Linked DNA regions of Homo sapiens: region 2 is linked to region 1. A link is a loop called in an ENCODE intact Hi-C map of the cell type or tissue named here. Cell type or tissue: Caco-2. All regions are shown on one strand.

Region 1 (5,000 bases):
GAGACAGAGTTTTATCATGTTGGCCAGACTGGTCTCGAACTCCTGACCTTAGGTAATCCCCTCGCCTCGGCCTCCCAAAGTGCTGGGATTACAGGCATTCCTCCCCCTCTTATTTCCCATTTCCACAAGCAGAGGAGTCTCCCCCCATGGCTACTGCTGCCCCAGGCCTGTGGCAAATGCTGCCTAGCTACCACTGATGCTCACTCAAGGCCCAAGGGCTCTTCAGGCAGCTTTTGGTAAATGCCACCAGGCCTAGGACTCTCACTTCAGGGCAATGGGCTCCCTTCTGGCCCAGGGAAAGTCCACAACTTCCATCCTAGAGCCAAGGCCTGGAATTGGGGGCCATAAGAGCCTGCTTGGTGCCCTTCCCCACTGTGACCAAGCTGGTACCTAAGCTCAAGTCAAAGACTCCTCTACTCTTCCCTCTGCCTTTTTTTCAAGCAGAAGGAGTCCTTCCATGTAGTCCTTAGATCTGCAAATGTGCTGGGTCACACCTGAAGCTAGCACGTCTCTGAGTCTCACCCAAGGCTCATGACAAATGCTGCCTTACTACCCCCTGCTGATTATTCAGGGCCCAAGGGTTCTTTGGTCAGCAGTTAATAAATTCTGCCAGGACTGGGTCCTTCCCTTCAAGGCAGCAGGTCTCCTCCTGGCCCAGGGTGTGTCTAGAAATATCTGGGTGCCAAGGCTTGAAATGAGCACCGTAACGACTCTGCCTGGTGTCCTATCCTATTGAGGCTGAGCTGGTATCCATGTTGCAAGACAAAGTCTTCTTTATTCTTCCTTCTCCTCCCCTCAGGTAGAAAGAAGGAGTCTCTTTCAGAGTTGTGAGCTGAGCTGCCTGGGGTTGGGGTAGGCGTCGCACAACCATTCTCTTGGCCACCCCAGGTTGTGTCTCACTAGGTCACGTGCACCCCAAGTCCACACGGCACCAGGACTTGCCCAGGAATTGCAGTCCTTGTGGCCTAGAGTGACTTTCGAGTTTATTTAGAACTCCATAACACTTTAGCCCATGGTATGAAGGGTGGCTGGAATTCAAGTTCCAACTTCTCAGATGGACAATTCCCCTGAGGTTAGGGCTGGTTGAAATGTTCCCTCCATGGGTGCCAGCTGAGACCCACCTGGTGTTTTGTTTGTTTGTTTCTGTGACAGGGCAGCACTGAATTCCAATACAAAGTCCCACAATCCCTGTGCTCTCCCTCCCCCAAGTACCCAGATTTTCTCCCTGTGCCATGAGGCTGCTGCCAGGGGATGAGGCGGGGTGGCACTGGCATTTCAAAACTGTCTTTCCTACTCTCTTTAGTGCCTCTTTCAGTGATACGAATTTAAAACCAGGTACTGTGATGCTCACCTGATTTTTGGTTCTTATGAAGGTGCTTTTGTGTGTTGATAATTGTTCAACTCGGTGTTCCTGCAGGGAGGATGATCAGTGGAGGCTTCTATTTGGTCATCTTGCTCTGACTCCTGATCCCTAGATTCTGTTATTATTATAGTAGACCCTACCGTAGGTCGCGGCTATTTTCTTACAGCAGTTTGCATTTTCCAAGCTCCTCTAATTATGCCCCTTTAAAAACTTGGGATTCTGTTGGTCGCATTTTCTAGACACCAAACAAGGATATACAGTTTGACCTGGGATTTTTGTCTCATAATCAACAATAAGAGATATTTTGTGTGATGTATTGTGGACACCACATTACTAACATTTCTGTGACATTCTTACTATAGGAAAAAAAAATCAAAATATTTGAAATGTAGAAAGTCCGAGATAAACAAGGGTTTATGGATATGATAGTTATAATAGCCCACAAATGCCCAATTTTGAGAAGTAGAGTCCAACTTCAAATGCAGAAAATAATATCTAACTTGATTCTTAGTGAAAACACAACTTTTAATGGGCAAATGTGCTGTTTACTAAATTAAAATGAGAAAAAGAAGGCTGAAAAGGAAACACCCCTTTATCATCAAGGGAATCTCTTAGAATTTTCCTCAAAGTAACCCTTCTGAATCCGATGGTCCAAAGAAGGCATTACATCTCCTGACTTGTTGTAGTTTTAAAAAAGAGGCGTGGGGCCAGGTGCAGTGGCTCATCCCCCCAGCACTTTGGGAGGCCGAGATGGGCAGATCACCGAGGTTAGGAGTTGGAGACTAGCCTGGCCAACATGGTGAAACCCCATCTCTACTAAAACACAAAAATTAGCTAGGCATGGTGGTGCGCACCTGTAGTCCCAGGTACTTGGGAGGCTGAGGCAGGAGAATTGCTTGAACCTGGGAGGTGGAGGTTGCAGTGAGCCCAGATGGTGCCACTGCACTCCCACCTGGACAACACAGTGAGACTGCATCTCAAGGAAAAAAAAAAAGACAAAGAGATGTGGGATGGAAGGGGATGGGGCAGGTATCATGAAAAAGTAAGAAGGCCGTACTGCAAACTACACATTAACATTATAGAACATTTTATGTAAGTGGTTACTGTTAATTTGTTATAAACTGTGCAAACTTTGGTTTTCAGTAACATTCAGATTTATCAGATTTACTCAAAAACAGGGAAGGGAAAGAGAGTTGAAAATTATATTTTAGCAAAAACATGGGAAAAAAGCTATAGTGTTTGTACACAAAAGTTAGCCTCCTAGTAACCAAGGCAAAGAGGAAAATATGATGAGTTATGTAACTTATTTTTATATAAGTTATATAAATAAGTTATATAAAATATAAAATATAAATATAAAATATAAAAACATATAAAAATAAGTTATATAACTTATTTTTTCAATAGAAGCAAACAGGCCAATTAGTCATGAGAACAACCCCTTTCTGACACTGGACTCTGTGAACAATTTGTCACAGGGGTTTTTTAATAGAGGAAAAGAAATTTTTTAATAAAGGACCTTGAGCAATTTAATGGCTGATATTTTCTAGTTAGGAGATTTTACATATATATGAGAGCAGAGCTGTTAAAGAAATGTGTTTCATGCAGGGTAGGAAAGACAGAATCACTCTCTCTCTCTCTCTCTCTGTCTCTCTCTCACACACACACACACACACACACACACACACACACCCCCAACACCTACATCCTTGTCAATGTACACATACCTTCAAAGGGTACGTGGCCCAGATGGGGTATGGCCATAAAGAAACCACAACAATTACATCATTACTCACTCACGGTTCTTCAGCAAGGTAAGAAGAGATATGTTCCCTTTGAAGTGGGCATAATCTTTCTTTCCATCCCAGACGCCTGTGTATGGGGAGTGGGATTTGTAACAGTTGACAAATTTTGCCACCTGTTCTGCCACTCTTTCTTCTATTGAGGCGTAAGGAAGAGTAATAGGTAGGGAGAAAGGTGTTCACATCATCTCTTCCACCCAGCAAGTTTTGTGGCTAGAGTCCTTCCTGGCTGGGGGGAAGAGCTGAATCTCTATGCTGTGATCCTAAAAGAGCAGGAAAGTAAGCTAAAGATGATATATGCTGGCAGGTATAGATGAAAATGGTAGTTTCATTGTGCTCTCCATGTTATAAAACAGGACACCTTCATAGAGAAAGATCAGAGGAATAGCATAGGGAAATGTGTTTTTCAGAATGCTACCTTCAATGCTTGACTGCTTGTTAAAGACCTATCAAAACAAACCCGAACAGGCTACTATGTGGTGCTTTGGTGGATTAACACTGGGCTGGCTCTTACATTCTGAGATTTCAAAGTTCCTTTGAAGTTAGTGTATTAGGAAATCACTTTGCAAGTCACACCACTGTAAGCTTTAGATGTTTCCTAATAACTCTGTGATGGAATAAGAGTTGACTAACTCTTCAGGATTTAACAAGGAAGATAAATTTTTTCTTGGCAAACATGAAAATAACATCCCTTAACCAGTGAAAAAAGAACACGGAAGTCATATGGCATTTGCCAAAGGTGATCTTTTCTTCTAAAAAGTCAATTTCCTTCAGAATTTTGTAACAGTTCTGTTCCCTTAATGTGGCCCTACATCTTAATATTACGGTAATTTCTTTAAAATATTAAAGTTTGACTTGTCATTAAAGTAACCATTATGATCCTCGATTTTGTTAATATTACTTTAGTGACCTTTCAGTTTGAGGAACATAAAGTCCTTCATAGGAGAATTAGTCTTCTACTTCCCCTTAGGATCACTTGGGTTGAATTGGTGATTAGGGTGTGAGAGCCTGGAAGGTGACAAGACAGTTCATCTCAAGTACCTCAGGGATCAGGTCCTGACTCCTGATACAAGTTAGAAGTTCCAGAAGTCCCCGCTTACCCCACAGTTGTGCGCTCAGTGGTTTTAGTTACAGGTGGTCAACCACATTCCAAAAATAGGTAAGTACAGAACAAGAAGGTAATTTGAGAGATAGAGATCGCATTCCCATAACTTTTATTGACATATATTCTTATACTCGTTCTTATTGTTGTGACTTTCTTACAGGGCCTAAGTTAGAAATTAAACTTTATTATATGTATGTATGTATAGGAAAAATGATAGTATATAGAAGGTTTTGGTACTATCTGAGGTTTCAGGCAACCACTGGGGGGCTTGGAAGGTATTCCCTGCAGATAAGGGAAGAATATTACTGTACTGGTTTTCCACATACTGAGTGCTTTTACAACATCAGTGCCTCTTAGAAAAGCTAAAAACAAATCACACAAAAATAAATAAAGAAAGAAAAACACATCACACTGATTAAAGAGTAATGTAACAGAAATGCTCTGCTATTTTAAGGTAGCTGCAACATTTGGATGTGAATCTAATGACTTTCCTGTTATCACATCTGTGTATATTTATAAACTTAGTGTAGAAACGTGTGTCACAACTGATCCCTTGAAAGTAGTCGAGGTTATGGTGTGGGGGATGAACATGAAATTTAACTACAAGATAAAGCTTCTTAAAAGGTCAGTGGGGTGGACAATAGCAATTGTTCCAGCTGAGCTACTTTTCACACTACATTTTTGATGCAATGACTAATTATTGTGATTATTTTCGCCAGCAAAGTTTTCT
Region 2 (5,000 bases), 91 kb after region 1:
ATTATTTTTATTTTTTGAGACAGGGTCTCACTCTGTCCCCCAAGCTGGAGTGCAGTGTCGTGATCACAGCTCACTGCAGCCTCGATCTCTTGGGCTTAAGCAATCCTCCTACGTCAGCCTCCTGAGTAGCTAGGACCACAGGTGCGCACCACCACACCCAGCTAATTTTTGTATTTTTAGTAGAGACAGAGTTTTGCCATGTTCCTGGTCTCAAACTCTGGGGCTCAAGTGATCCGCCTGCCTTGGCCTCCCAAAGTGCTGGAATTACAGGAATGAGCCACTGCACCTGTCCAGTTTCTTTATATTTTATTTTCCCGTACTCATGTCTACTGATGTTTGGAGTCCGGCAGAGGGGGGCAGGCAGTGACCTGGCTCTGCACAAGCAGCTTAATCCCTCTAAGCTTGTCTTCTTATCTGAAAAAGGGAGATCTCACCAGTCCATAGCTGGCAGGGTTACCGATTGAATGACTGAGTGCATGAAGAGTGATCAGCACAGTGCCGAGTGCTGCATGCGTGCTTCATAAACGTGAGCTATTGCTGTGGCTGCTCTTGCCTGCTCTTTTGACTGCAGCCCCTCTGCCTGGCCTCAGAGGCCCACCTAAGGGAAGATGTCAAAATCACCCTCTCCTGCTGACTGGGCCATTGTGTCTGGACCAAACGGGTGTGCTGGACTCCTGCCTTTGAGGCACATTTTCCCCAGCCAGCTCCATAAGCCTGGTAGGCCCACCTCCCACCAGGCCTGTGGTCACTCTGGGCCTGGATTCTAGGATGGCCCCAATTTAGGCACAAATTTAATCAGGGGTTTGAGCCGGGTGTCCTCTAGAACCAAAAAAAAAAAAAAAAAAAAAAAAACCACAGGGCTGACATGCTCATGTAATAAATGTCTAATTAAATTTTTTCCTGAGGACAATTCTGCCAGAAATTTGTCCCAACAGAGTAACAGAGTGGCTGGCAGAGGAGTGAGCATTGCCTAGGTGGGTTGTCAGTGGCTGATGGTGTCTCCCCCTGCAGGTCCAACTCCCAGAGCAGCTGTCCTCCTGGGGCAAAACAGAGCTACTGTGAAGCACCCTCTTCCCGGGCTCCTTTTTGCCTCCCTCACGCCCACCTGCTTTTCTGACCTTCCTAGCAGATCACTGCTGAGTGGACAGATGCCAGGGGCTCACTTTTCCATTGCCAGTGGCCTGACTGACAGAAGCATGGGCAATTCAGGTGCAAACTCAGTCCATATCTGTTACCGGTGTGAACCCCGAAAATCTGAGGCATGTCTCAGTTAATTTAGAAAGTTTACTTTGCCAAAGTTGAGGACACGTGCCCATGGTACAGCCTCAGGAGGTCCTGATGGCATGTGCCAAGGTGGTCAGAGCACAGTTTGGTTTTATACATCGTAGGGAGACATGAGATCAATCAACATACGTAAGATGAGCATTGGCTCGGTCTGGAAAGGCGGGACAACTTGAAGCAAAAGTGGGGAGGGGGCTTCCAGGTCATAGGTAGATAAGAGACAAATGGTTACGTTCTTTTGAGTTTCTGATTAGCCTCTCCAAAGGAAGCAATCAGATATGCATTTATCTCAGTGAGCATAGGGGAGACTTTGAATAGAATGGGAGGCAGGTTGGCTCTAAGCAGTTCCCAGTTTGACTTTTCCCTTTAGCTTAGTGATTTGGGGACCCCAAGATTTATTTTCCTTTCACATTGGCTAGGATTCTAAGAGACAGAGAGAGGACCCAGGTACAAGCACTGGGTGCTTCCTGCAAAGCCCCAGCCTCACTTGATTATTCTGTTCCCTTTAATGCATCTGCACGCCCTTGTTTCCAAACGATTGCTCATGCTGTTCCCTGTGCTTGAAATGCCTTCCCCCATTTCTGTGTGTAGAAGTCTTTAACGGCTCCTCCATAAAGTTTTCAGACACCCCCTGACCATTATGATCTGCTCATACCTCTAAATTAGCAATAATACTTCCCTCCATGTGTGCATGAGACCTCGTGTGCTCCATTCGAGTTGGTTTCAATTGTGATCTCATTTCATTTCACACATTTAAAAACATTATTCTGAGAAGGGGTCTATACTTCTGATTTCCAATGACACCAAAAAGATTAAGAATCCCTGACCTAGCTTGTGTTTAATATTTCAGGAGGGTGGAGACCATGTTATAGTCCCTTTTCGCCCTCTACCTTTAACACTGCCTAGCATAGTTTGTTGACTTGAACTTGCCAGTGTGGGGGACGGTCCCCACAACCAGTTGTGACAGTGAGTCCCACGGATCCGGCTGCTCATGGCTGGTAGAGTCCAATTAATAAGGAGTTCTGGCGGAAAGAAAGTGACTTTTATTCCAGAGCTTAGCTGAGAGGAAGAAGTACAGGCTCCTGCCTTAAGGGTATTACTTCAGCTTTCAGGGCAGAAAGCAGGGGCTTTTAAAGGGGGACTTGGAGTCAACCTCATGTAGGAGGTAGGGGAGGAGGTGTGGGGCCCATGTGACTTGCTTCCTGGGTCTTATCTATCAAGTGGTCTGGCTAGCACCATTGTGGGCAGGGCCCTGTTGTAAATTGACAATTTTAATTTTATCTAGGGCAAAATTTAGGTTGTAAATTAACTGTTATCTTGAGGCAATCTCCTGGCGAGAGAGAGTTCCAGAAGTGCCTGCTGTGTTTCAAGGTTCAGCCTCCAGAACTTCTAAGTAAACACATAGTTAGATAAGCTTGCCGTGTAGGGAGTGTCTGGTGGAGAGAAGGTAAAGGTTATAATTGCATTCCTAAAGAGCTAAGTAGGAGGTGGGGGAAAAGGAAAAAGGTTAAGAAAATCCATTTTTTTCTTTTAAAAATGTGGTAATCAGTTACACTCATGCAGCATGCACTGCTCAGGAAGGCAGCGTGTCCCTCATCAAGGCCCAGGGTCACTTTGATTTTGCGTGTGCTGCTCTGTTGACCAGGCCCTGGACTGGCCTTGAGCCTCCTGTGCTCCTGACCCAGACATGGCCACATCATGCTGGGATCCAGCAGTGAGCATGCACGCAGCTCCTCAAGGTCACACAGAGGCTCCGTCTCGGGGCTTAGGATCTCAAACACTAAATACAGTTTCAGCTGAATTTCCTTTTGACTAATTTGTCTTCTTTAGTATCCAAAGAGGAAAATCAGGCCCATTGTTCTGCTCTTAATAAAATAAAATTCAATCTGCAGAAGCAGAAGAAAGCTGGTGGTGTCTGCTCAGATATGCAAGCCTGCTTTTCTCTGAAATTGATTGATAGTTACACATACAAACATGATATCACTTTTATGTCACTAGAAATTCCTATTATCCATTTTACCCCTCCTTGAGGGTTTTTAGTAGTTGGTGGTTTGCAGTTAGAGATGTTCTAGGAAAACCGCAGAGATCTGACTAATGAAATGCAGGAAGACAGAGCCAAGAGGGAAGGGGAAGGGGACAACTGTTTTTCAGCAATTGCTGTGATCCAGACCCTGCATTAGGTATGCTACAAAGCTTCTTTCATTTTTTCTCCTAACAACCCTCTGGGTTGGGTATGATGATCTTCACTTTACAATTGGTAAAGCTATGCTTCAGAAAGGGTAATCAATGTCCATGGCCACACAGCTAGAGGAACAGGGCCAGGTTTGAACTCAGCTTTGTCTCACTGGAAAGCCTGTGCATTTCCCAGTCTTCAGGCAGCCACAGGTGAGGCCAGCTTGGAGCTTGACCTCCTCTCTGGAGTGACGATGTTTGGCCCTTGCAGCTGAGGCTGTCTGTGTGTCCGTAGCCCCTGGTGCTGCCCGACCTAGCACAGTCCTTGATAACTGGTGAAATGTCCAGCTACTTTGCTGATAGTAAATGAGCAAACAGGCAAAGCAAATGCCAAGAAACTCCAGAGCAGGCAGCAGGGCTCAGCAGCACCTCCAGAATTATAAAGGACAGGATGTCAGAGTTTCTGAAATCCCCAAATTATTGGTTGTCTTTGCTCCTTGGTCCTACTGTTCCCCTTTCACCACCATCTTCTCTACCCTCTCCTCTGAACATCCTCACAGTGGCTTCCTCTTCTTTTATTCTCATAAAAGCCTGCCCCCAGCAGAGGATTGCATACACCAATTCTCCCTGACTCTCATAAGACCTAGACCATCCCTTCCAGAGATTCTCTGTTTTCCAGGAGACAAAGAGTCTTATGCCTAAGGAATAACTTTGTGACTGTGGAATTCTTTGAAGGTAATGGGGTAGGTCATCTGAAGGAAGGTATGGGAAAAGGAGAGGGATGGAATGTCTTCCCCATGAAGCCACCAAAATTCCACTGGATGGACAGTTGCTAATATAGTTTGGATATTTGTCCCCACCCAAATCTCATGTTGAATTGTAATCCCCAATGCCGGAGGTGGGGCCTGGTGGGAGGTGTTTGGGTCATGGAGGTGGGTTCCTCATGGCTTGGTGCTGTCTTCATGATAGTGAGTTCTCATGAGATTTGGTCATTTAAAAGTGTATGGCACCTCCCCGTCACTCTCTTTTGCTTACTCCTGCTTTTGTCATGTGATGTGCCTGGTCCCACTTCGCCATGACTGTAAGCTTCCTGAGGCCTCCCTAGAAGCTAAGTCAGCACCATGCTTCCTGTAAAGCCTGCAGAGCTGTGAGCCAATTAAACCTCTTTTCTTTATAAATTAGCCAGTCTCAGATAGTTCTTCATAGCAATCAAGAATGGACTAATACAGAAAATTCATACTGAGGAGTAGGGCATTGCCATACAGATATCAGAAAATGTGGAAGCAGCTTTGGAACTGGGTAATGGACAAAGGTTGGAAGAGTTTGGAAGGCTCAGAAGACAGGAAGATAAGGGAAAGTTTGAAACTTCTTATAGACTGGTTAAATGGTTGTGACCAAAATGCTGATAGTGATATGGACAGTGAAGTCCAGGCTTTTGAGGCCTCAGATGAAAACAAGGAACTTACTGGGAACTGTAGCAAAAGCTCATGTATTATGCTTTAGCAAAGAGCTTGGCTGCATTCTGTTTATGCCCTAAGGATCTGTGG

Evidence for each region. Hi-C counts contacts between places; a loop is a spot of excess contacts. Peaks named below come from ENCODE experiments on the same cell type or tissue, not always from the same donor. Only the 100,000 strongest peaks of a DNase experiment are listed, where the experiment ranks them.
Region 2: it touches region 1 in a loop (12-fold over the local background); 1 of 110 quality-filtered maps calls a loop at or near these places.

Annotation. Positions count from the first base shown.
Region 1 is chr1:113,306,681-113,311,680 of GRCh38, reverse strand. No RefSeq gene overlaps it. Among named protein-coding and RNA genes, the nearest start is that of MAGI3, 81 kb to the left of the region's middle. In Caco-2, no CTCF peak of the experiment used is centred here; a DNase peak (open chromatin) is centred at 3,080.
Region 2 is chr1:113,215,594-113,220,593 of GRCh38, reverse strand. No RefSeq gene overlaps it. Among named protein-coding and RNA genes, the nearest start is that of LRIG2, 140 kb to the right of the region's middle. In Caco-2, no CTCF peak of the experiment used is centred here; DNase peaks (open chromatin) are centred at 2,593 and 2,893.